Linked DNA regions of Homo sapiens: region 2 is linked to region 1. A link is a loop called in an ENCODE intact Hi-C map of the cell type or tissue named here. Cell type or tissue: pancreas. All regions are shown on one strand. Each heading gives the region's core, and the rest is flanking DNA. Links, peaks and the distances in the headings are about the cores only.

Evidence for each region. Peaks named below come from ENCODE experiments on the same cell type or tissue, not always from the same donor. Only the 100,000 strongest peaks of a DNase experiment are listed, where the experiment ranks them.
Region 2: it touches region 1 in a loop (2.0-fold over the local background); 4 of 110 quality-filtered maps call a loop at or near these places.

What each region holds. Positions count from the first base shown.
Region 1 is chr5:149,697,996-149,710,980 of GRCh38, forward strand. LOC105378224 (a long non-coding RNA gene) reads left to right here and starts at 5,122. Exons shown (of 3, transcript XR_944405.3): 1 at 5,122-5,337; 2 at 5,950-6,066. In pancreas, for the core only: no CTCF peak of the experiment used is centred there; no DNase peak of the experiment used is centred there.
Region 2 is chr5:149,651,394-149,664,378 of GRCh38, forward strand. No RefSeq gene overlaps it. Among named protein-coding and RNA genes, the nearest start is that of PPARGC1B, 72 kb to the right of the region's middle. RefSeq lists an enhancer at 4,786-4,955. In pancreas, for the core only: a CTCF peak has its summit at 5,367 (motif pointing right); no DNase peak of the experiment used is centred there; H3K27ac peaks cover 276 bases.

The sequences.
Region 1 (12,985 bases), core at 3,085-11,084:
GCTGAGTGTGTTGGCTCACATCTGCAATCCCAGCACTTTTGGAGGCCAAGGTGGGAGGATCGCTTGAGGTCAGGATTTGGAGACCAGCCTTGCTGATGTGGTGAAACCCCATCTCTACTAAAAATATGAAAATTATCCAGGCTTGGTGGTGCATGCCTGTAGTCCCAGCTACTTAGAAGGCTGAGGCAGGAGAAATCATTTGAATCCGGGAGGCGGAGGTTGCAGTGAGTCTAGATCACGCCACTGCGCTCCAGCCTGGGCAACAGAGCGAGACTCTGTCCCCATTAAAAAAAAAAATTATGCTAAGTGAAAGAAGTGAGACACAAAAGATCACATATTGTATGGTTCCACTGATGTGAAATACCCAGCATAGGCAGATCCATGGAGCTAGAAAGCAGATTCGTGGTTGCCAGGGGCTGTCGGGAGAGGGGAATGGAGAGTGACTCTTCAGTGGATGTGGGATTTCCATCTGGGGTGATGAAATTATTCTGAAATTATATAGTGGTGATGATTGTTCAGCATTGAGAATGCACTAAATGCCACTGAACTGTACACTTCGAAATGGTTGAAATGGTTAAAATGGTGAAAAATTGTTGTGGGTATTCCAGAAAAATAATTGGAAGGATGAACAATAAAATGTTAACAGTGATTATTTCTGGATAACAGTAGGAGTGACTTTCACTCTCCTATTTTTCTTTTTATACTATATGAATACTTTATGAGAAGCATGTTTTGCATTAGTAATCAGAGTGAATAAAAGCCATAGTGAACTGTTTTCACTTTAGAAGGCAAGAAGCAAGACGGAAGGGAGGAAGAAAAGACGGAAGGAAGGAAGGAAAGGAGGGAGGAAGGAAGGGAGGGAGGGAAGGAAGGAGAGGGAAGGAGAGAGCGGAAGGAAGAAAAAAAGGGAGTCCTTGAACCCACCCCCCACAACTCCCTCATCTCTCTCATTACTTTGGAGGTGCAGGCCTTGCTAGTGTCAGGCTGGGGGTTGTATGGGTTTCTGGTTAGACACCAAGAAGGACCTTTTAGGTTAATAGGATTGAGGTCAGCAACCAACAGAACTCTTTACATATCCTATGGGAAGATCCCTAAGATATATTGTATAAAGAGCAAGATTTAGGACAGAGTGTGACAATTAGTGTAATTATACACTCAAACACATACACACACACGCTCCTGCACATACAGTCGTAATTACTAAAGAGTGCATGCCGGCCAGGCTTGGTCGCTCACGCCTGAAATCTTAACACTTTGGGAGGCCAAGGAAAGAGGATTGCTTGAGGATAGGAGTTCTAAACCAGCCTGGGCTACATAGCAAGATCCTGCCTCTACAAAAAATAAAAATACAGAATTAGCAGTGTGTGGTGGTGCATTCCTATAGTCCTAGCTGCTTGCAGGGAAGAGGCAGGAGGATCATTTGAACTCAGGAGGTCTAGGCTGCAGTAAGTCAGGATCATGCCACTGCACTCCAGCCTGGGTGATAGAACAGGATCCTGTCTCTCCATCCCAAAAAATGTGTATGCGTATGCATTTGCAAATGTAAAGATACCCTCTACCAAAATGGCTGAAAAACAGCAAGAATGGTTTTCCCCAGGGAGGGCAACTGGTGATTAGACAGGAGAGAAAGAGAAGGAAACAGACATTTCACTGTATATACCCATCTACCCATCTCTCCATCTCTGTATCTTTTGTATTTGGTAGTATGTATATACTTTTTTTTTTTTTTTTTTCTGATGGAGTCGCCTCTGTTGCCCAGGCTGGAGTGCAGTGGCACAATCTTGGCTCACTGCAACCTCCGCCTCCCAGGTTCAAGCAAATCTCCTGCCTCAGCCTCCAGAGTAGATGGGATTACAGGCGCATGCCACCGCACCAGGCTAATTTTTGTATTTTTAGTAAAGATGGGGTTTCACCATGTTGCCCAGGCTGGTCTCAAACTCCTGAGCTCAAGCAATCTGCCCGCCTCAGCCTCCCAAAGTGCTGGTATTACAGGCGTGAGCCACTGCGCCCAGCTGTATGCATGTACTTTCAAAGACAGATATTTTTTTCCTCTGAGCACTTTCTTTATGTCACAAAAACAAAATTTCCAAAACAAAAAATTTGTTTGGTTTCCGCCCTATTTTTGTATTTACCAAATTTTTATAACAACAGATATTATTTAACAGTGCATAAAAGGCAGATATTACTTAACACACTCAAGTAAGACAGAAATGTTTAAAGTAAAAACAGAACACTCCTCCTTCCAGTTTTCTTTCAAAAGGAAAATATATTTATAATAAAATGTATTTTAAAATGAAATAAAGGTATCAGAAAAATGGTCTTTTTTTAAAAAAAACTTCTCTGTTGGTTTCCTTTCCCCTAAATTTTCTACAGTGCTATCTATTATTTCATGTTGGAAAATGTCTGTAATTAGCTGAGTCTTTAAACATAAAGCCATGGGTTTTAGGCAGCTGGTGAAGCCGCATTGGCCTGACCTTGACCTCCATGGAGCCCTGGACCCTTTGCCTCTGGCCCTGATCTCTGCAGCCTCCTTGGCCCAGACCCTGGGCCCTGCCAGTCCAGCTGTCTTCACGTGGCCTGCACAGACTGCCAAGCCACCAACCCTCAGGACTCCCTGTGGAGAACTAGGACGGGATGGGGGGCAGGGTGCTTCTGGATATTTTTCAAGGAGGGGCATGGGGGCTGTTTTGAAGCTATGTTTGCCCTATAAGCCAACTTTGATAGCGTATGGTAGACAAAGTTTTAAAAGAATTTTTTCTTCATGCTTTTATGTTAGATTGAACAAACATTACTTTGAAGAAGGGGGCAGCAGGTGCTGGGGGAACCTGATGGAGATTGAGAAGTGGGCCAGCCCCTGGACTACCCTCCCTGTCCCCACTGGTGTGGCCGTCACTGGAGGGACATTGATGTTCATCTGCCCATCTCCGCTCTGCAGAGGACAGAGGCAGACACAGGCTCTCCCATCTGCCTTGGGCCCAGACATGCCATTGGAAAACCCCCCTGGGGCCACTCACATGATGTGGGACTAAGAGTTTGGAGCTTTTCTCCTGGGACTCGTTTTCTGAGCCTTTCCCCATCCTGGCTTCTCTTCTCTGCTGTCCCCGCACGTCTGAGGTGATGCTAAGTCAGATTAAAGTGGGCCAGTCAGAAACATTTCCAAGGTCTGCTGGGGGCAGCTCCAGCAAGGTTCTTACTGTCTCCAGTAGCTACCCTATTACCTGAAATATATCCATTTAAGAACCATCTTATTTTTAATTTGTGTTTTTAAAAACCCCATAAGTTCATTTTCTCCCCTGAATTATGAAAATATATCACTGTGAAAAGTAGCAAAAAGTAGAAACAACCCCTCCCTCTCTGCTACCAAAAATGTCACAAAACACATACACCCAGTACCTTGAGAGGATCTCTAGTATTTTGGAGTATTTCTTTGAAGTCTTTAAAAATAAATATCAGAGTCATTTTTGTTATCATTGCTTAATATTGTGATTAGTCCATACATCAATGATCTTTTTTTTTTTTAAATAAAAACCATATCAACAGAAGCTTTTTTTTTTTTTTTTTTTTTTTTTTTGAGACAGGGTTTCACTTCCATTGCCCAGGCTGAATTGCAAGATTTCGGCTCACTGCAACCTCTGCCTCCCAGGCTCAGGTGATCCTCCCACCTCAGCCTCCTGAGTAGCTGGGACCACAGGTGCATGCCACCACACCCAGCGAATTTTTGTACTTTTTTGTAGAGACAGGATTTTGCCATGTTGCTCAGGCTGGTCTTGAACTCCTGAGCTCAAGTGCTCTGCCCACTTCAGCCTCCCAAAGTGCTGGGATTACAGGCATGAGCCACCATGCCCAACTAGAAGCTTTTTTTTTTTATGTTGCTATTAAGTGCTGGCTCTGATGTGCTACTAGCTCTGTAATTTGGGGTGTGTTAACCTCTCTGTGCCCCAGTTTTCTTATCTGCAAAATGAGGACAATACCAGTATCTATCCTACCGAGCTCCTGTAAGGATTTAATGAAATAGTGCAGGTAAAATGCTTTGCCAACAGCCACATTCAACAAATATTAGCAATTCATCTATTGCTAGCATGGACGAAGTTGAATTTTGCTTTTCAGCTAGGGTGAATAATCCAATGTTGAACACCTCTGTGTCTAGAGCCTCATCCATAGAGAGGATTAATTTCTTTCAAGAGATTCCTGGACATGGAGTTGCTGAACCAAAGGGTATAGGCCTTTTTTCTTTCTTTCTTTTTCTTTCTTTTTTTTTAAGACAATCTTCCTCTGTCACCCAGGCTGGAGTGCAATGGTGCGATCTCGGCTCATTACAACCTCTGCCTCCCGGGTTCAAGTGATTCTCCTGCCTCAGCCTCCTGAGTAGCTGGGACTACAGGCGCCTGCCACCACACCCAGCTGATTTTGCATTTTTAGTAGAGACGGGGTTTCACCATGTTGGTGAGGCTGGTCTCGAACTCCTGACCTCAAGCGATCTGCCTACCTCAGCCCCTCGAAGTGCTGGGATTATAGGCATGAGCCAGCATGCCTGGCCTTTTTTATTTTTATGGTTTTTTTTGTAGAGAGATGGTCTCACTAAGCTCTCCGGGGTGGTCTCTAGCGGTCCCCTCACCTTGCCCTCCCAAAGTGCTGGGATTATGCGTGAGAGCCACGGCTACTGGTCCCAGGCCTTTCTAAAGTTCTTGATATAGATTGCCATCAACACTCCTGCAGGAGAAGAAGACTCCTGGCGTTAAGTGTAACTCTGTCTTCTGAGTACAGGGCATTGAGTCTCTCTCCCTGACTCCAGCACACACAACGTTAGTGGATGTGAATTCAGACGGCTTCTCTCTCGGAACACGCCTGCCTAAGAGTTTGATAAGACATCTTGGCATCACAGCCGCCTGTTGGAATAACCCTGAGACCTCAGTTTCACTCTCTGTGAAACCTGGTCAAAGATCTTGCTCAAGGTGTGGCAAAGAGTAATCAATAACTAATGGCTGGGGCTGACTTTTGTTCTCCTGGTCATAAAAGACCTTTGAATTGCTTGGCCACTTTGGGTTTCTCAGGAAAAGTGATAACACTAAGCCAAAGTTCATCCCAGTTGGCCAGGCTGCCTCTCTCCAGCACCCACAAGGCTGGAGGGAGAGAGGGAATGACCACCGTCCCATGAGTGTTGGGCTGGGTTCACTGGGGTTAGGGTCACCAAGGGTAGGAGCCATTTCCCCATTGACCCACCTATGCATCACACCACAGAAATATCCCGGTGCTCTGTTTATCTCCCACCCCTCCCCCGACACAGCGGAAGGACGTAAGTTTTCACGCATAGTGGACAGAGGACTTAGACCGAATGAGGTGAGGCTTGGTCAGCCCTGATATGAGAAACACAGATCAAAACCAGACTTATCCCTCTGCTATCATCACCCAGCCACCCAACACCACTTCCCAGAATGACTCAATCGACATTTCCTGTACCCGAGCCTGGGATCTCCATTTTATTAAGCTTTCCGGAAGATGTTATCATCTAGCAAGTTTTTGAAGGAAGCATAGGACTATGCCTATCCCAGTGGTGTCTGCCCAGGTCTCCTCTGTGCTCAAACACCATGCAAGGCTTCCTCACTCCAGCCGGAAGCCTCAGCGCTTAGTGTGGTATTCTAGGCTTCAGTTCACCTGTACAGACCATCTCCCAGCTCTCCCTCACTCACTACCCACTGCAGCTACTCTGGGGTTCCTGGTGCTTGAATATGCTGTGGGCCTTTAGGAAGAGCAACCTTGCTCTTGTTATGCTGTTAACTTAATGAAATCCTCTCCAACATTTAAGGCCCAGCTCTGATGCTCCAACTCTAGAAGCCTCCCTTGATCCAGCCCTATCTAGAAGTGACCCCCTCAACTTTCCTCTGAGCTCCAATAGACTCTCCTCGTCTGGGCCCGCACGTAACTCTGGTCACTTTCCACCTTATTTTACAGATGTTGGTTGGCCTCATCTCCCCAAGCTGTCTAGAAGCTGCTTAAGGGCAGGCCCCACAACTGGTTGGTTCATCTCTATGTCCGCAGTGCAAAACGTCGCATCTCTTAAGGCAATTAGTAAGTGTGCTGTAATGAATTAATTCATGTCCACCATGACAAAGAGATACTGGTCCGAAACGTGAATTAAGTAGAGATAGCTTTATCTCTTCCTTTCCATTCTGGGTGCCTTTTATTTTATTTTCTTGCCTAATTGCCCCGGCAGGAAACTCAAGTACAATGTTGAATAGAAAAGGGGGGAATAGGTATCATCTTGTTCCTGGTCTTGGGGGAAGCACTTGGTCTTTCACCATTGAGTATGATTTAGTTGTGGGCTTTTTATAGATGCCCTCTACTAGGTTAAGGATATTCCCTTCTATTCCTATTTTGTTGAGTTTTATTATTATTATTATGAAGAAGTGTTGAATTTTGTCAAATGCTTTTTCCGCGTCTATTGAAATGATCATGTGGTTTTTGTCCTTTATTGTATTGACAAAGTGTATTACATTAATTGACATTTCAGATGTTAATCTTGCATTTCTGGGACATTTACCAGTTGGTCATGGTGTCTAATTCTTCTGATAAATTGCTGTGTTCTGCTTACTAGTATTTTGTTGAGATTTTTCTGTCTACATTCATAAATGAAATTGATCTGTGCTTTTTGTGTGATGTTTTGGTCTGATTTTTGTATCATAGTAATACTGGCTTCACAGGATAAGGTGGGAAGTGTTTCCTCCTCTTCTATTTTTTGGAAGTTTGTGAGGAATTCTTCAAAAATTTGGTAGAATGTACTAGTGAATTCTGGTCCTGGTCTTTTCTCTGTGGGTAGTTTTTTGATTACTAATTCCGTCTTTTTACTTGTTTCAAGTCATTCAGATGTTCTATTTCTTCCTGAAACAGTTTTACTACTTTATGGCTTTCCAGGAATTTGTCCATTTCATGTAAATTATCTAACTTGTTGGCATACAGTTGTTTATAGTAATCCTTTATAATCCATTTTATTTATATAAGGTCTGTAATAATCCCCCCTTTTTCATTCCTGATTTTAACAATTTGAATCTTCTCTCTTTTTTTCTTGATCCATCTAGATTAAGGTTTGTCAATTTTGTTAATCTTGTTGAATAACCAACTTTTAATTTCCTTGATTTTCTTGATATTTTTCTATCATCTATTTCATTAATTTTGGCTCTAAACTTTATTATTTCATTTCTTCTGCTTGTTCTAGGTTTAGTTTACTCTGCTTTTTTTCCAGTCTTAAGATTATTGATTAGAGATCTTTCTTCTTTTTTGTAATGTAGGTGTAAATTTCCCTCTAAGCACTGATTTGGCTGTATCCCAAGTGTTTTGATATATTTTGTCTTCATTTTTATTCATTGAAAAGATTTTCCTAATTTGCCTTGGAATTTTTTTTAATTCAATGATTCTTTAGGAGTGTGTTGTTTAATTTCCACATATTTGTGAATTTCCCAAATTTATTTCTGTCATTGATTTCTAATTTCACTCCATTGTTATTAGAGAACATACTATATATGATTTCAATCCTTTCAAATTTATTCAAATTTGTTTTATGACCTAGTATATGGTCTATCCTAGAGAAAGTTTCATGTACATTAGATGAGAATGTATACTATACTTTTGTTGATTGGAGTGGTCTGTAGATGTTTTTGAGGTCTAGCAGGTTTATAGTGGTGTTCAAAACTTCTGTTTCCTTGTTAATCTTCTGTGCCTCATAATTTTGTCTCTTCAATGCATTAGAAAATAAATGCTCCTTTCTTGTTTATTTATTTATTTTTATAGAGATTAGGGGGTATCACTATGTTGCCCAGGCTGGTCTCAAATTCCTGGGCTCAAAGTGATCCACCTGTCTGGGCCTCCCCAAATGCTGGGATTACAAGCGTGAGCCACTGTGCCCAGCCAATACATCTTTACAGATTAATTTGCTTGTTCCTTAGAGGTTTAGTTTTGGAGTCCTAACTATCGAGTTTGACTATCTAGACAAATGTAATTCTTCTTATAAGAACAAACTCTGTACTCCTCTGAGCTCTGGATGAATCTAACATATGAAATATTGGTTAAGGCTTGGAATGTAAAATCTTGGTGAAGAAGGGCTTTCTTACCTGATCCTCTTAGGGACATGTGATTCTTGAAGTGTGGTTCTAGATAAACCAGCCCTGAATCTGCTATTCAACCAAGCTGATGTTTTCTTCCTTCTCTCCTTTTCTCCTTGTTTCCTCCTTCTTTCTTCTCTCTTCTTCCCTCCTTCCCATACTTTTACTATCCTTTTTCCATCCAATCATTTATTTATACTTTTCTTCCTTTGTATCCATTCATTTGTCCTTTCCTTCTTCCTTCCTTCTTTCCTTTCTTCCCTTCTTCCTTGCTTCTTTTCTTCCTTCCTTTTTTTAATTCAGTTATTCATCCTATTCTCCATCCTTTCATCCATCTGTCCTTCTTTACTTCCGTCTATCTGTTCACCTTCCCTTACCTCCTCTCTTCTCTCACTGCCTTCTTTCATTTCTTTCCACTCTCCCTCCCTTCCTCCCATCTATCCACTCATCCATCCATTTTTAGCAATAAAGCACCAGACAGGACTCAAACTACCTGAAATAGCTGAGCTCGAAGTAGGTGTGGTGGTGGTGCTGGGGTGAAGGCCCCTGATTTCTAATTCTCATTTTCCTTCCAAGAATCTACAAAGTGCCTAATGGTGCTGCTTCACTCACAGACTTTTATAAAATACCTGTTGTGAGCCAGGCATAGTTCCTCGCACTGGGAATGAGTAAGGTCTAGTTGCTACTCCCAGGGACAGAGAATAACAGTACAGCCTGGAAAAACTGCAGTATGGCGGCCTCAAAGGCTGAGGAATAGGAACCTTCAGGGGGGCATTTGGAGAGGTTTTCTTGGAGAAATAGGTTTTTGGTCGAGCCTTGAATTATGAGCATTTATGTGAGAATCAAATGTAATAGCACATGAGATTATAAAATGTAAAAATGTCACAGAGAGGGAGTGACATTTATTGTTGAGACTTATGGTAAAAACCGCTTAAAGTAATAACAACTGGCCTGCATAGAAAAGGTATTTGTTAGAAGCATTAACAAATTCCTATGCAGTTTTTAAGACTGTAAGACAAATGTGCTGCTGGTGGAATCAGACACTCACAGAGTAGTGAGGCAGGGTAGAGGAGTACTTCAGAGCATGGGCTTTGGTATCAGACCCACCTGGCTCCAAGCCCTTCTGTCACTTGCTGTCCATGTGCTCATCTGTGGAATGGGGATGACAGTATAAGAGGATTAAATGGGATGGTACAGGTGGGGGTTGGTGGCACACAGTGAATGCTCTGTCAACGCCAGCTGCTACTGTTCATGAGAAAGGGGCTCAAAGGTCATCTGACTCCAGGTGGTATGGATTCATGTTTTCCTCCTGAAAAGGTGCTTTTTATCTGCTACCAAATAACCAAATATGTAATCTTGGGGAAATTACTTGTTTTTTCTTAGCCCTTCCTTGCCTTTTTTTTTTCAGTAAAATCTCTCAAGATCATAATGAGAAAAGCAAGATCTGGCTGGGCACGGTGGCTCATGCCTGTAATCCCAGCACTTTGGGAGGCCGAGGTGGGTGGATCACCAGAGGTCAGGAGGTCTAGACTAGCCTGGCCAACATGGTGAAACCCCATCTCTACTAAAAATACAAAAATTAGCTGGACCTGGTGTCCCACACCTGTAGTCCCAGCTACTTGGGAGTCTGAGGCAGGAGAATCGCTTGAACCCGGGAGGCAGAGGTTGCAGTGAGTTGAGATTGCACCACTGCACTCCAGCCTGGGCAACAGAGCGAGACTCAGTCTCAAAAACAATAAAAAGAAAGATCTGTTAAGGGAAAAGATATTTGAAAATTGAAAATTGCAAGCCAAAGATGTTCACCTCAGTATTGTTTATCATGGAGATGTAGGGAAATGGAAAAAGCATAGATAGACATCCCAAAATAGGGGACTATTAAATAAATTATGAAACTTCCTTCAGTGGAATCACAAGCAATGAAGAATTAGGTCCATGAAAGCCAAGGTTTTCTCCTTTTGTTGAATGGGGAACCCCTCAGCACCCAAAACAATGCTCGTCATATGGTAGGTGCTCAGTATTTATCAAAGAAACGAATGAACAAAGAAAAATTAACTGCCAAGAGGCATCCACCTGGCTGTTGTTTTGGTGCATGGGGTAGAAAAGTGGACTAGAAGAGCTAGGGTTGAGAGACTAAGGAGAGAGCAAGAAAGTTAAACTATCAAGAGCTGTCAAGTGGGATGTTTGAGGGTGTTTGTTGGATGCTGGGCTGTATGACTGTCTCCTCCATGTCCCACAAAGTCTTCAGTAAAATATACAGTGTCTGGCAGTGTTTTTGGAATTGCATGTGTGTTTTTAGGAGGTGAAATGAAATATAGAAGACTGGCTTCAATTGGAGAATACCATGGGCATCCAGTCACATCTGAGTATGATAATGTAGAAGAGTTTAATGACGTGGAAAGATGCTCACAATATATTGTTAAGGAAAATAATTGGGTACAGAAGGGGATGGGTAATTGCATCCCATTTTGGTTAAAATAGAAAAACATCTGCTCATGTCTGGATGGTGAGTTGAAGAAATATTTTTTCCTTTTTGTGAATTCATGCTTTAAACTTTTCTTTAATCAATATGTACTGCTTGTGAACTTGAAAATAACGTGAACTGTTGGATGAGCTTGAGCTGTCCTTATTGCATTTGACTGGTTGGTAAAGAAATTGAGCTAGGGTCAAGTGTCATTGTCAAGATCAAGCCAAGACTGAGTGGCCCATCAATTTATGGCCAGTTCAGTGACGTTTCTACTGGATTAGAAGGAAACAAGTAGTGTTTTCAGTGCCTTGGACCCCCAGCATCTGAAAGATCTGAAAGACTGGGCCATTCCTTCTTCCACTACCTCCCTTTTGCTAGAGTCCAGAGAACGATCATTGTCCAGGAGACTATCAATGGTTATAAGTATATTCCCTCTTCTCCATTTCAAAGGACACTCACTAGGTTTTCTTTTGTACTTCAGGTCAGTAACATGACCCTTGGGATCCTCTGGGAAGAGAATCATGTTAGCAGGATGGGCTGTGAAGCCTCCTGCAGATTAAGCCAGTTATAATCTGTGACTCATATCTGTAGATAGCAATTTTCTTACAGGTGTTTGTTGAGTGATAGGGACATACAGAGAGACAAGAGATAGAGGGGCAGCCCAGGTAACATACCAAAAAGCATAACTGTATAACCTGGAACTGAAAGAGACCTTTGACATCACCTAACTTGTGGCTGGGTGATCTGGGAAACAGGCTTGGGTTGTACAGCCAGGGCCAGAATGAGGTGGTTTTGCTTCCTAAACATCTCTCCATTTCATCCTTTCCTGCTCCTTCTCCCTACTCTGGCCTGCAGGGACGCCACAGCACTTCCCTAGCTGATCTTCTTTCAATCCAGAGCTATGTCACTAAAGGTTCTTTGAGCTTATGTTGAGGAATCTGGACTTAAATCTGGGGCAAGGAGACACCATGGAAGAATTTTTAGGCAGGAGCACAATGGGGTCATATCTGGATTTCAGGTGGCCACAGAAACCCTTTGTTTGTTGTGTACAGAATGGACCCAAGGCAGTTAGAGTAGACTCAGGGAGAGCAGTGAGGAGGCTGCTGTAATTGTCCAGGTGAGAGGAGGTGACAGCCTGGACCAGGGCTGTGGCAGTGGAGGTAAGTGGGTGGTCTCCCTGACTCCTCAAGCCTCTCATTGACCTCCACCTTTGGTGCTTATAGTCAGTATCCCCCAGTTTAATACCTAGTTCTGGGCTTCTATTGGTTAGGATATTTCAGATGTGATTGCATAGAAACCCACCTCAAACCAGCTTAACTCAGCATCATTGAGCCATGTCAGGCACATGATAGGTGTTTAGTAAACAATGAACCAGTAAATGAATGAATGACTTAATGAATGACTCTTGACTCCTGGACCATTGTTCTTTCTACTGTGCATAATACTGACTTTAAGCCTAAATTCCATAACCCTAAATTCCATAACCTCTAAAGACCATCTATTCTGGGCTTGCGCCCAACTCAGGAATGCCCCCTACAACATGCTTGACAGATACCCGTTTGGCTTGTCTTTGGAATTTTCCAAGGACAGAATATTCACTACCTCAAAAAGCCATTCAGATGAAAGAGTAAATAGATATATATATTTTTTGAAATATATAAATAAAGCTTTTGAAATAAAGCTTTTGAAAGCTTTATTGAAGTATAATTTACATATACCCATTTAAATATAAAGTTCAATGAGTTTGACAAACATATACAGTCCTGTAACTACCACTGCAAAGCCATTTTAGAATATTTCCATCATAGAGCTGAGCATGATAGTTTGCACCTGTAATCTCAGCTACTCAGGAGGCTGAGGATTGCTTGGACCCAGGAGGCTGAAGATTGCTTGGACCCAGGAGTTGGAGGCTGTAGTGAGCTATGATTGTGTCACTGCACTCCAGCCTGGACAACAGAGCAAGACCCTGTCTAACATTTCCATTGTGCCACAAAGTTTGTTTATATTCCCTTGCAGTTCGTCTGTTCTGTCCACTCCTGGTCTCTACTTTCTGTCCTTTTAATTTTGTGTTTTCTAAAACTTCATTTGAATGGAATCATTACTATGTGGTCTTGAATCGGGAATAGTTTACTTAGTATAATGTATTTGAGATTCATCTACGCTGTTGTGTCGGTAGTTTGTTCCCTTTTATTGCTGAGTAGTATTCCAATAAATGGGCATATCACAATTTGCTGATTCATTCACCAGTTGAAGGACATTTGTGTTGTTTCCAGTTTTGGCTATTGTTAACTGAGCTACTGTGAAAATTCACATATACATCCTTGAGTGGACATATTTTTTTCGTTTATCTTATATAAATACCTAGGGTGGGATTTCCGGGTACTATAAAAGATATATGTTTAATTTTATTAGGAAAAAACTGCCGAAC
Region 2 (12,985 bases), core at 1,620-9,619, 48 kb before region 1:
ATATATAAATATATTTATAGATTTATATATTATAGATATATATAAATATATTTATAGATTTATATATTATAGATATATATAAATATATTTATATATATTATAGATATATATAAATATATTTATATATTTATATATTATAGAGATATATAAATATATTTATATATTTATATATTATAGATGATATATAAACATATATATATATTTATATATTATAGATATATAAATATATTTATATATTTATATATATATAGCTGGTATTGAAAATGTCATCTCTCTTCCGGGACTCTCAATCAATGAGTCTGTCTGAGTCACTTAGTGCTATGGCTACGAGTTAGAGAGGACCCCAGTGCTACTGGCCAAAACAATAAGAGAAAATTTCTTATACTACACTCATAAATCCCAAAGTAGGATGGCCCAGGGTTAGTTAATTCACTGGCCCAATGCCATAGTCAAGGGCTCAGGTTCTTTCCATTTCTCTGCTCTGCCCTTCTCAGGTGTCAACTGGCTCTCAGGCTGACTCTCTTTTTGGTTACACATTGCTGCTGCAGTTCCAGACATGACCCCCAAATCTTATGGGGTCTCCTCCCCTGCCTCCTGAGGCATGTGACTTAGGCCTGTTCAATTATTGTGTTCAATGTCTCTTGCCATGGGACTTGATCTGAGATAGACAATAGCCCCAATCTGTTCCATGAGAGTCAGTTCCTAGGTCTTGGGCTCATAGTCTTGTGGGAGAGAAGTTTTATTTCCACTAGCTGCCAGATTTGAATCTGGAGTTTTCAGCAATTATTTTGTAGCTTCCTGGGGGGATATTGGTCTGAGAATGAAATTAACACAAGTGATAGAGATAGAGAAATCCTAAGCTGCTGGATCCAACTGGGTCTGAGGCTAGAAAATCCTGTATATTTCAGTCACATGAGCCAATCCCATTCTTGGTCAACCCAGTGGACATTGGCATTCTGCCCCTTTGCAACCCAAAGGTAACTAATATAGCATGTGTTTTTGAAAAAGCTAAACAGGTCTCCTTTGGCTGAGACAAGTATATGTAAAGGGGAGTAATGGGAGGTGAGATTGGGAAATTAGGCTGGAGCCACATCGTGAGGAGCCTGGACAAGTCTAAGGTGGGCCCCCCCAGTCTCTGAGACCACTGAAGGATCATGGATCTCCTGAGACCGGGTGATTACAGGAGTTTCCAAATGGGCTAAACTCTGCCTCTAGGGATCAGGTTAATGTTTTTGTAGCTGCTGATAAAGTAGAATTTTTGACTTGAAGTAAGACCCATTCTCTAGGCATACATTGTCCAGGGGAGAGTTGGGTGAGTTCTACATAGATATTTGGAAGACAGGAGCTGCTGGCATTTATTAACTGCTCCTAAGGGTCACAGATGGTGAGGGTGGGGAAAAACCCAATGCAACCAATGAGAAGGTCTGGAGATGCCATCAAGCGTGTCCACATCCCTCAAGTTGCTCAGGGTAGGCCATGGGCTAGCTAGAGAAAAGGGAAAGACATCACCTCCCTCTTTCCACAAGACCTACTTCTGTTAACGCAGCCTGAGATTGCATTCACTTTGGTGGCAGCACATCATGCACTTTTTTTTGGCCACCATTGACTGGACATGAGTTGCATTTAAATGAATGTCACAAATGCTGCCACTAAGTCATGTCTCCCCAGTCCCCTCAAGTCTCACCTTGAGAGAACTGCCTCCACCTTCAACTCCTTTTCAAGACTCTGTAAGTCAAAAATTAGCTCTCATTCTTTTCTCTTTAATAGCAGCAAAACAAAAACAACAAACAAACCCAAAACAAAACAGAAAAGCAAACTACATATTAACATACTTGGGTTAACCCCTCCAAATCATGCTCTAGTGTAGTCAGTGGATTTGTTCAAATCATCCTCTAGTATAGTCAGTGCATTCGTTCAAATCATCCTCTAGTATAGTCAGTGCATTTGTTCTTGACAGAGCCTCTAGGAATCCAGTTCTGTCCTCCCTCATTTACTCTCCTCCACCTGCATCCTCAGGGCCTTCCTCTATCTCACAACTGAGGTCTTCCTGCAAGTGTCTGACAAAAGAAAATGTTGCCCGGAACAGTACCAGAGACAAAGCCACTATTCCTTCTGGTTTTCTTCCAACCAAATCCAAATCAACAGATACATGCTTAATTCTTCATATACTCCATATACATGATCTCATCTATGTATTTACTTTCTGTGTGCAGACATTGGTCCGGTGCTTTACGAATGTTAACTCATTTAGTCCTCAAAACAACTCAGTAAGAGTTGTTATCCTCATTTGACAGAAGAAGACATTGAGGCACATATAGATTACATGGCCTTCCCAATGTCACAAAATTAGTAAGTGACAGAATGGTAACTTGAACCCAAGTAGTCTGCATTCTTAAACCTGTGCCAAGGGTTGGTAAACTTTTTCTGTAAAGGGCCAGTTACTATTTTAGACATTAAGTGTCATGAACAATTGATCACAACTCAGTCGCTGTAGTGCAAAGCAGCCATAGATAATACATAAGTGAATAGGTGTGACTGTATGCAATAATGCTGTATTTATGGCCACTGAAATCTGAAATTCGTATCATCTTCAGTGTCATAAAACTGTACCCTTCTTTTGATTTTCCCCCCAACTATTAAAAAATATAGAGTCCATTTTTAGTTCACAGGTCATATGAAAACAGGTGGCAGCCGGATTTGGCCTGCAGGCTCTACTTTGCTCACTCTGCTTTGTGCTGTGCGACTGCCCTCACCTGCTCCTTATAGCTCACCTCCTTATTATCTCCATCTCCAGATAAAGACGTGAAATTTCAAGAGGCTATGACTTACCCAAGGTTACCTAATGAGCAGGTTGGGGAGTTGGGATTTGCAACCAGGTTTGTCTTGTCTCCTGCAGGGGCAGGAGTGCTGGTGCAGGGGGGCAGGAAGCAGGGCTGAGCTGGGGGTTTCAGCACAGCCTAACTCGGCCTGAAGCCAACAGTCCACCAAGAGCTGGCAGAACCTCCCCTCCCTTCCCCTATCCTCCCCCTGCCCCCTGCAACCCCGAGAACTGAGTGCAGTAACCAGGGGCCTCTCTGCTCTGTTCTGCCACCATGGTCCCATTGTCACACCCTCCTGGGATTTGTAAGCAGCTGAAACGCTCTGCTTTCCAAGTCTGGAATCAGAGCCCCAGAAAAACCCAGAGGCCATCTTGACTTGGTCCATTCTTGCCAACCACAGCCATTAAGGAAGGGAAGACCTGGTTTAAAAGGGCCCTGAGCTGCCACCCGTGAAACACTTCAGCTCTGGTCCAGCCAAGTCTGGGAAAAGGTTGGGGAAAAGTGAGGGAGGGGAAGAGACAGAGAAACAGAAGGGGAGAGAGGAGAGAGAGAATAAGCAGAAGAGACGGTGACAAAGAGGCCACACACACCACACGCACACCACACACACCACACACCACACACACGCCACACACCACACACACACCACACACACACCACACACCACACACACCACACACCTCACACACACACACCACACCACACACACCACACACCACACACACACACCACACGCACACCACACACACCACGCACACCACACACACCACACACACCACACACCACACCACACACACACCACACACCGCACACACACACTGCACACACACACCTGCACACACACCACACACATACCACACACACCACACACCACACACACACCACACACCACACACACACCTCACACACACACCACACACACCACACACACACCTCACACACACCACACACACCTCACACACACCACACACACCACACACACACCTCACACACACACCACACACACACCACACACACCTCACACACACCGCACACACCTCACACACACCACACACACACCACACACACACCTCACACACACACCACACACACACACCACACACACACACAAACCACACACCACACACACACCACACACACACCACACACACCACACACCCCACACACACCAACCACACACACCCCCCACACACACACCACACACACCACACATGCACACCACCACACACCACACCACACACCACACACACACCACACACACCACACACACCCCACACACACACCACACACACCACACACACCACACACCACGCCACACACACCCCCCCACACACACCACACACACCACACATACACACCACACCACACACCACACACACCACACACCACACACACACCACACACACCCCACACACACCACACACCACACACACACATCCCACACACTCCACACACACACCATACTCCCATACACACACACCACACCCCACACACACACCACACATGCACACCACACCACACACACACACACCACACCACACACACACACACCACACCACACACACACCACACACCCAGAAAGAGATCCTTTAAGAGCTGTTTTTTTCTGGCCCGGAACCGTATTTCATTCTCCAACTCTGCAGACACAGAAAAGGCATTATTGCAGTAAAAAGTCTCCCCACATTATTTATTGTTAATACTTACCTACTTTGTCCTCTCTAGGTTTTTACAGCCTTAACTTCATTCAAAGCAGGCCCCTGGTGTGGGCAATGCAGAGGTTCTTTGCCTGAGGAGGGATGAGGAGCTCAGAGAGCTCCAGCAACTTGCTCAAGATTGCGCAGCAGGTTAATGGCCAAGTTGGGACCAAGGATCAAGACTACCGACTTCCAGTGCAGTGGGAGTCTCCTACAAACCATGTCCAGGATCAAAGCAGACGCTGAAGGGCAGAGGTTTTGTTTACCCTCTTCCCTTCAATTACTGAGTCCCTAAACTCCCTCTTTAATAAGGAAGTAACAGTGACCTAGTATATTTGAACTTGAGCAAGGCAGTGGACAAGCAGGTGCATGATATTCCCATGGTCAAGCATGATGGAAAACTGTGAGATGGATTCAAGGGCCGTCAGTAGAAGACTGGCACCCAAACAATTTTGGTGAATCGGTTTCCACATAGAAGGATGCTTTGCCCCATGATTTTTTATTCCTAAAATTTAATGACTTGAGCGTCTCTCCCACCTCTTCTTTATTTTAATTATTATTATTTATTTATTAGAGATGTGAGGCTTACTATGTTGCCCAGGTTCATCTTGAACTCCTGGCCTCAAGTGGTCCTCCCGCCTCAGCCTCCCACCACAGCCTCCTGAGTTGGTGGGATTACAGGCTTGACCTGCCACATCTGGCCCACCTTTTCTGAAAACGACTCTCTTCCCTAGTTGAGACCCTCCCTCTTAGGTTGTCTAGGATAGTTACTTACTTAGTCCAAAGGGGCACTGCTAGTTCCCATATCCTGAAGGACAAAAACCTAGGAAGCCTCATTAGGTGCCCTGCAGTTTCTGGCACTGCCACATGAGGGCACTGTTGAAAAGAAGCTACTCTGTTGCCTAGAGGCAGTCCCCTGAGACCATGTCTGTAAGCGCCTGGAAGATAACACCTGCAGGCCCAGGCCCAGGTGCAGTCTATACTCCCCACTATAGAAACCCGCTTTATTGATCCAGGCATGCTCCATTTGGCTGGTTCTCCATTTGTTACTCCGGGGGCTTTGGGAAAGGGAAAAGACATCTCCCACATAGCTATGGTCACTCCATTACACACTGAACATCTAGTGTTACAGCTCTTTTATTTATATACACGCTCAAACACAATTGTTTACACATTTACCAACAGTGCGCTAGGGTAGCTAGGTTGGGACCAGTTTCCAGGCTCAGTTACAAACTCTTCCTAGAAGCAGCAGCCTCCCAAGCTCTTGCTCTTTCTAGGCTGCACTAGTGGGCAGTTCTTGGTTTGGGACTGTACAGGACCGTTCCTCCTCCAGTAAACACCCCAGTTCCATTAAGGGAAAGTGTCTCCTCTCCCCACTGCCTTGGGAAAGGGGTCATTCTTGGCTCCTGCCTCCCACCGCTAGCCTCCTCCAATTGAAGGCAAAGGAGTCAGATCCTTCCTCTCCTCACCTTCTGGGCAAATCAGTGGGAAATGCATTATTTAAGATGCTATTTCCCAGGACTTTGACTATGCAAGGAGAGGGGAATGGTTTCTGGCCATTGTCTTTGTAGCAATAGCAGTTGTGGAGGGGCCATTTACAGCATCCTGACCTATGTCCCTGTTCAAGGCAGTGACTGCTTTTCCTGCTTCCTGCTTCTTGGCCCTTCAGAGTTTCCTTAATTTCTGCTAACCTGCGTCTGCTCTTCTAGTCTTTCAACAATTTTGTAAATTTCCATTGGTCTTCAAACAAAAACAATACCCCTTCTCTTTAGTTTCTGGTGCTTGCAGAACCCTGTCTGACAAACCCCAGAGAATCAAAGAAGTCTCTTCCTTTCTCACCTTTAAGATGTACATTTTGGGCTGGCCGTGGTGGCTCATGCTTGTAATCCCAGCACTTTGGGAGGCCAAGGCAGGCGGATTACTTGAGGTCAGGAGTTCAAGACCAGCCTGGCCAACATGGTGAAACCCATCTCTACTAAAAATACAAAACTTAGCTGGGCGTGGTGGTGCGCCTGTAATCCCAGCTACTCAGGAGGCTGAGGCAGGAGAATCGCTTGAACCTGGGAGGTGGAGGTTGCAGTGAGTGGAGATTGTGCCACTGCACTGGAGCCTGGGTGACAGAGTGAGAGACTGTGTCTCAAAAAACAAAAAACAATGTGACCCAATTCATTCTTCAGGAGGGTAGTTTGGGTCCCTTGCCCAAGGCAAATCTACACAGAGAGAGAGAGAGAGGGAATATGCAAAACTCCAAAATGTTAGCAGTGTTAGCCAGGGTGCTGAGATTATTGGAGTGTTTCATTTTCCCTTTTTGTTCATCTGTGTCCCTTGAAAATTTTTTTTGCCATGTCTATACACTCCATTGATGATTAAGAGTAACAACATATATGAGTGTGTTTCTTTAATTGTAATTAGAGAAACTGAGGCATTGAGAAAAGGTCAATAAGACCCTTTTTCATGCTAAAGAAGTGAGCCCCTGTCCCTGCAGGGACTGTCCTTGAGAAGGAGACTTGACTGGTATTCTGGCACTGCCTCTGCTGTTATCACCCCTCTGGTATGGGTGTATTTATTGACAGAGCCAGGGCTGATATCACAGTTGGCTTTGTTGTATGCATGACTCCAGGCAAGTCCTTGCCTCTCTTGGGCCCTGGGTCTTCCCATATAAACAAGGAGGGGATGGGACTAAGTGACCTTTCAGAGTTCTGCTGCTCAGTTCTGGGGCCTTGTTGAAGGTCATTGCCTGATGGAAGCAGCATCCAGGGGAGAAGCTGGAATCGCAGTCTCTGGGTGAAAAGGCGCTGGAGATGTCCCACATTGTCAGCGATCTCTGAGCTGCATATGAGAAAAATCCACCTCCAACTGGCTTAAGTAAAGAAGGAATGTGTTGGCTCATGCACCTGAAAAATTTAGATCTAGACTCAGGCTTGGCTGGATCCTGGGAATAAAAGGCTGTCATCAAAACTCGGTCTCTCTTAGTCTCTTCTGTTTTCCTTTGCCTGTTTTGCCTTCAGGCAGGCTCTTCCTAGACAAAGGCAGCGTGGCCACCAGCAGCGTCAGGTTCACACCTTGCCACCTTAACACCTTTTCCCAAGGGCTCCAGCAGAAGTCCCAGTGTTGACTGTCACTGGACTATATGAAGTGACATGCCCATCGCTGACCTGGTCACTCAGTGGAGCCAGGGTATAGATTGTATTGATTGGCCAGACCTAGCCCATGTGTCTGTCTCTGAAGTTAGGAGGTGGGTGAGTGTCATTTATATGTTTCGGTCTAAGGGTTAAGGAGGGGCAGTTCTCCAAAGGCACATCAGGAGCTGCTACCAGCTGGGGACAGGATGTTGGGAAGGAAAGAGCCCATAGAGGTCCACTCAGGTTCATGTCCATCTGTGTCAGTGAAGTGTGCTCCCCAGATTGGCAGCAGCCTCATCACTATCATCATATGGGAGCTTGTTAGAAATGCAAATTCACAGGTCAAGCCCTACAGGCAATTCTGATGCATGCTAAAGTTTGAAACCAGTGGATCTTGCCCCTGCTTCCATCAGAATCACCTGGGTTGAGAGTGGGCCCTACTCTCTCAACGAATTTTATCAGGAAAAGGGAGGGGACCAGTTCCAGTCATTAGTGTTTTTTGTTTGGTTTTTTGTTTTTGTTTTTGTTTTTGTTTTTGTTTTTTGAGACAAAGTCTCCCTCTATCGCCCAGGCTGGAGTACAGTGGTGCAATCATAGCTCAAACTCCTGGGCTCAAGCGATCCTCCCCCCTCAGCGTCCTGAGTAGCTGGGACCACAGGTGCATGCCACCATGCCAGGCTAATTTTTTTATTTTTTAATTTTGTAGACTACCTGGGCTAGTCTCAAACTCCTGCTTCAAGCAATCCTCCTGCCTGGCCTCCTAAGGCATTGGGATTACAGGCGTGAGCCAACACGCTGACCTGATGCTTTTAAAAATGTTGCCCCAAGTGATTCTAATGGAAGCCCAGCTTGAAAGAACAACTGAGCTCAACCAAACTCTTGTTCTCAACTATTTCTAACTTATGAAGTGGCGATAAACAAGGAAGTGGATGGTCCCTCTGCTGAGAACGACGGTTTATTAAAGGAACGACTTGGAAGATAGCAACTCAAGCCAAGGCAAATGAAGAGACAAAGCCAGGGACATATAATCCACTGAACTTTGTGGAATTTGAACCTGGAATTTCCTACCTTATGGCAAATCAATCTTTATACCCACACAGCTGATTCAGCCAAGAGGAGGAGAACTAGAGGAAAAAAATAATAGCCATGACTGAGTGCTTACTGCAAGTATATATCAGACAAAGTATTTATCTTATTTAAACCCACATGACCCTGTGAGGTAGGTAATCTTAAATAGGGATATAATCCTGTGAAGTAGGTAATATTAAATATCAAAGAGGAAGACAATGAGGATCAGAGGGTACATTAAATAGACCCTGGTGGCTGAGCTAGGATTTGAATCCTGGGCTGTTTTGAAAACCTTTATTCCTGCTCCATGTTGCCTTCTGGGAAAAGTCATGCTCTCTAGTTAGGAGTAGAGGGGCTTGCGGAGGAGTTTAGAGGTGACTCCTCTGATTCCACACATTTTTTGTTTGTTTGTTTTTGGAGACGGAGTCTCGCTCTGTCGCCCAGGCTGGAGTGCAGTGGCCCAATCTCGGCTCACTGCAAGCTCCACCTCCTGGGTTCACACCATTCTCCTGCCTCAGCCTCCTGAGTAGCTGGGACTACAGGCGCCCGCCACCACGCCTGGCTAATTTTTTGTATTTTTAGTAGAGATGGGGTTTCACCATACTAGCCAGGATGGTCTCAATCTCCTGACCTCGTGATCCACCCACCTCGGCCTCCCAAAGTGGTGGGGTTACAGGTGTGAGCCACCACGTCCAGCCTCCACACATTTTAAAGAAAGAGCACTAGCCTGAGATCAGAACCTGGGCTGCACTCACAGCCCCACTCCTACTTAGTTACATGACCTGGAACAGGTCATTTCTCTAGCTGGGGCCTCCCTAGCTGGGATCTCAGTCTTCCTTTCCGTACAACGGAAGGGCTTTAATTGACCCCTAAGGTCTTTTTCATTTCTGGATCATCCATTTGGATAATGCTATCAGGAAGTTTCCAGCAGTTCTGCTTTCTGGGATCCTAGGACCCAGAAATAGGTCCTGGGATCCTAGGACCTATTTTGAAATACTATTATGGTCCATCCTGACCAGGTGTCATAGTCAGTCTGCTGATTACTAAAGAATTACTCCCTAGACCAGTCGAGGGTTCCTAATTTTTTTTTCAAGGCTTAAAAGACCATACAGCTCAGACAGAAGGTCTAACAGTTGCAATTAAATCTTGGAGGACTAACAAGACACTGCAGAATTTTGTAGAGTCTCAGACCATATTTTCATCAGATAGGCTGCAAAAATCACAGTGCCCTGACTCCATCAATATTGATCAGTGCCTACTACATTCAGCTTTGTGCTGGGGACCATGGAAGACACGGAAGTGAAGGGGCAACACCCTAGTGCCAAGGAGGAGTGCCATGGGTGGGGGCATGGCCCCGTACTCAGCCTCACATTGATCAGGGAAATGCAAATTAAGACAAAATACTTTTTGCCACCAATGAAAGGGTTAATATCCGGGGCTGGCATAGATGTAGTGAAATGAGCACTTTCATACACTACTGGTAGAGTGTAAACTGGCACAGCTTTTTCAGAGGATAGATTATAAACCCCCCCTAAATTTTTAAGTACATAACTCTTTAATTCAGCAATTCCACTTCTAAGACTATCTTCAAGAAATGCTTGCTCTATTCACAAGGAAGCAAAACAAGAATGTTCATTGGTGTGTTGTGTGTTGTATGTATTTTTTGGAGATAGCCAAGATAGCATTCATTAGGGAATGGCTAAACTGGGCTATATTCATGCTCTGGCACTTTGCAGCATTTAACAAGCACAAAGAAGATCCCCATATAATGACACAAACAAATTTCCAAGATATATACATTTTAAAAAGCAACTCTCAGAACTCTCAGAAGAACTCTTAGGTCAGGCACGGTGACCCACACCTGTAATCCTAGCACTTTGGGAGGCCGAGGCGGGCGGATTGCTCCTGAGCTCAGGAGTTTGAGACCAGCCTGGGCAACATGGTGAAACCCCATCTCTACTAAAAGAAATACAAAAAATTAGCGGGGCGTGGTGGTGTGCGCCTGTAATCGCAGCTACTCAGGAGGCTGAGGCACAGGAATCACTTGAACCTGGGAGGCAGAGGTTGCAGTGAGCCAAAGATCACACCACTGTACTCCAACCTGGGCGACAGAGTGAGACTCTGTCTAAAAAACAAAAACAAACAAAAAAACCTGGCGCAGTGGCTCATGCCTGTAACCCCAGAATTTTGGGAGGCCAAGGCGGGCAGATCACCCGAGGTCGGGAGTTCAAGACCAGCCTGACCAACATGAAGAAACCCCGTGTCTACTAAAAATACAAAATTACCCGGGCGTGTAGTACATGCCTGTAATCCCAGCTACTCGGGAGGCTGAGGCAGGAGAATTGCTTGAACCTGGGAGGTGGAGGTTGCGGTGAGCTGAGATCGTGCCATTGCACTCCAGCCTGGGCAACAAGAGCAAGACTCCACCTCAAAAAAAGAAAAAAAAAGAATATATTTGGTTAAACACACACACACACACACACCCCTATCCACCCACCCCTGCCACATCCTCCCGCATACCACTATGAGATGCTGCTTCATACCTATTGGAATAGGTATAATAATAATTTTTTTAAAAAAGAGGCCAGGCTCAGTGGCTCACACCTGTAATCCCAACACTTTGGGAGGCCAAGGTGGGAGGATCACTTGAGCTCAGGAGGTTGAGACCAGCCTGGGCAACATAAGGAAACCCTGTCTCTACAAATAATTTTTAAAAATTAGCCAGGTGTGGTGGCACACACCTGTAGTCCCAGTTACTAGGGAGGCTGAAGCGGGAGGATCTCTTGAGCCTGGGCGATCAAGGCTGCAGTGAGCTATGATCAACCTCTGCATTCCAGTCTGGGTGACAGAGCAAGACTCTGTCTAAAAAAACCAAAACAAAATATAAAGACAAATGTTGGTGAGGATGTGGAGAAATTGGAACCCTCATATACTGCAAATGGGAACGTAAAATGGTGCAGCCACTTGGAAAATAGTCTGACAGTTCCTCAAATGGTTAAACATAGAATGGCCATGTGATCCAGCAATTCCACTCCTAGGTATGTAACCAACAGAAATAAAAACATGTTTTCATACAAAAATTCATACGTGAATGTTCATAGCAGCATTATTATAATAACCCAAGAACTGGTGAATGGATAAATAAAATACTGTATAGCCATCCAATGGAACATTATTCTGCAATCAAAAGGAATGAAGTACTGGTGCATGCTACAACATGGATAAGTCTTAACAAGTTTATGCAAAATCAACAAAGCCATTCACAAAATACCACGTATTGTATGATTCCATTTATATGAATGTCCAAAATAAGCAAATCCGTAGAGACAGAAAATAGTGGTTGTCTTGAGCTGGAAGGGGTGGACAGGACTGAAAGATGAGAGCTAAGGGGTGTGGAATTTCTTTCTGGAGTAATTAAAATGTTTTAAAATTTACTGTGAAATTGGTTGTACAGCTCTCTAAATATACTAAAAACCATCGAAATGTACACTTAAAAAGGGTGAATTAGGTGGTACATTAACTATATTTCAATAAAATCTTATAAAAACATATACAAATATGTACAATGTTTTCAATGCAACATTGTTTTTAAGTAGCAGAAGGAAATAGCCTGATACCGGTAAGTAAGTGATTGGCTAAGGAAATTACGGTAAAATATACTAATGGAATACAATGTAATGTTATGCCAAAGGCAAAAACAAGGACCTTTTGTACAAACTCATGTGGCATGATCTCTAAGATATATTGCAAAGTGAGAAAAGCACTTTAGCATAGCAGGTTCCCCTCATGTAAAAAAGAGGGGAAAGAACGTCCATCCCTACTTGGTTTTCATATGCACAGACCAGGAGTCGGCAAGCTCCAGTTCACATGTCAAATCCAGTCTGCCACCTGTCTTGGTACAGCAGGGAGCTAAGAATGGTGCTTAGATTTTTAAGTAGTTGAAAAACTAAAGAAGAATAATATTTCATGACACTTGAAAATGATATGACATTCAAATTTCTGTGTCTATAAATAAAGTTTTATTGGCATACAGCCACATTCATTCATTTATATATTGTCTATGGCTGCCTTTGCAATACAATGGCAGAGTTAAGCAGTTGGGGCAGAGACCATTAGCCTGCAAAGCCTGAAGTATTTACGATCTGGCCCTTTACAGACAAAGTTTGCTGACTCCTGGCCTAGCCTAGCTGGAAGGAAATGCTGGAAACTGGTGACCTGGCTGGCTGCTCTGGGAGAGGAAGGGACAGCTGAGGGATGAGGTAAGAGGGAGACTTCTCACTGG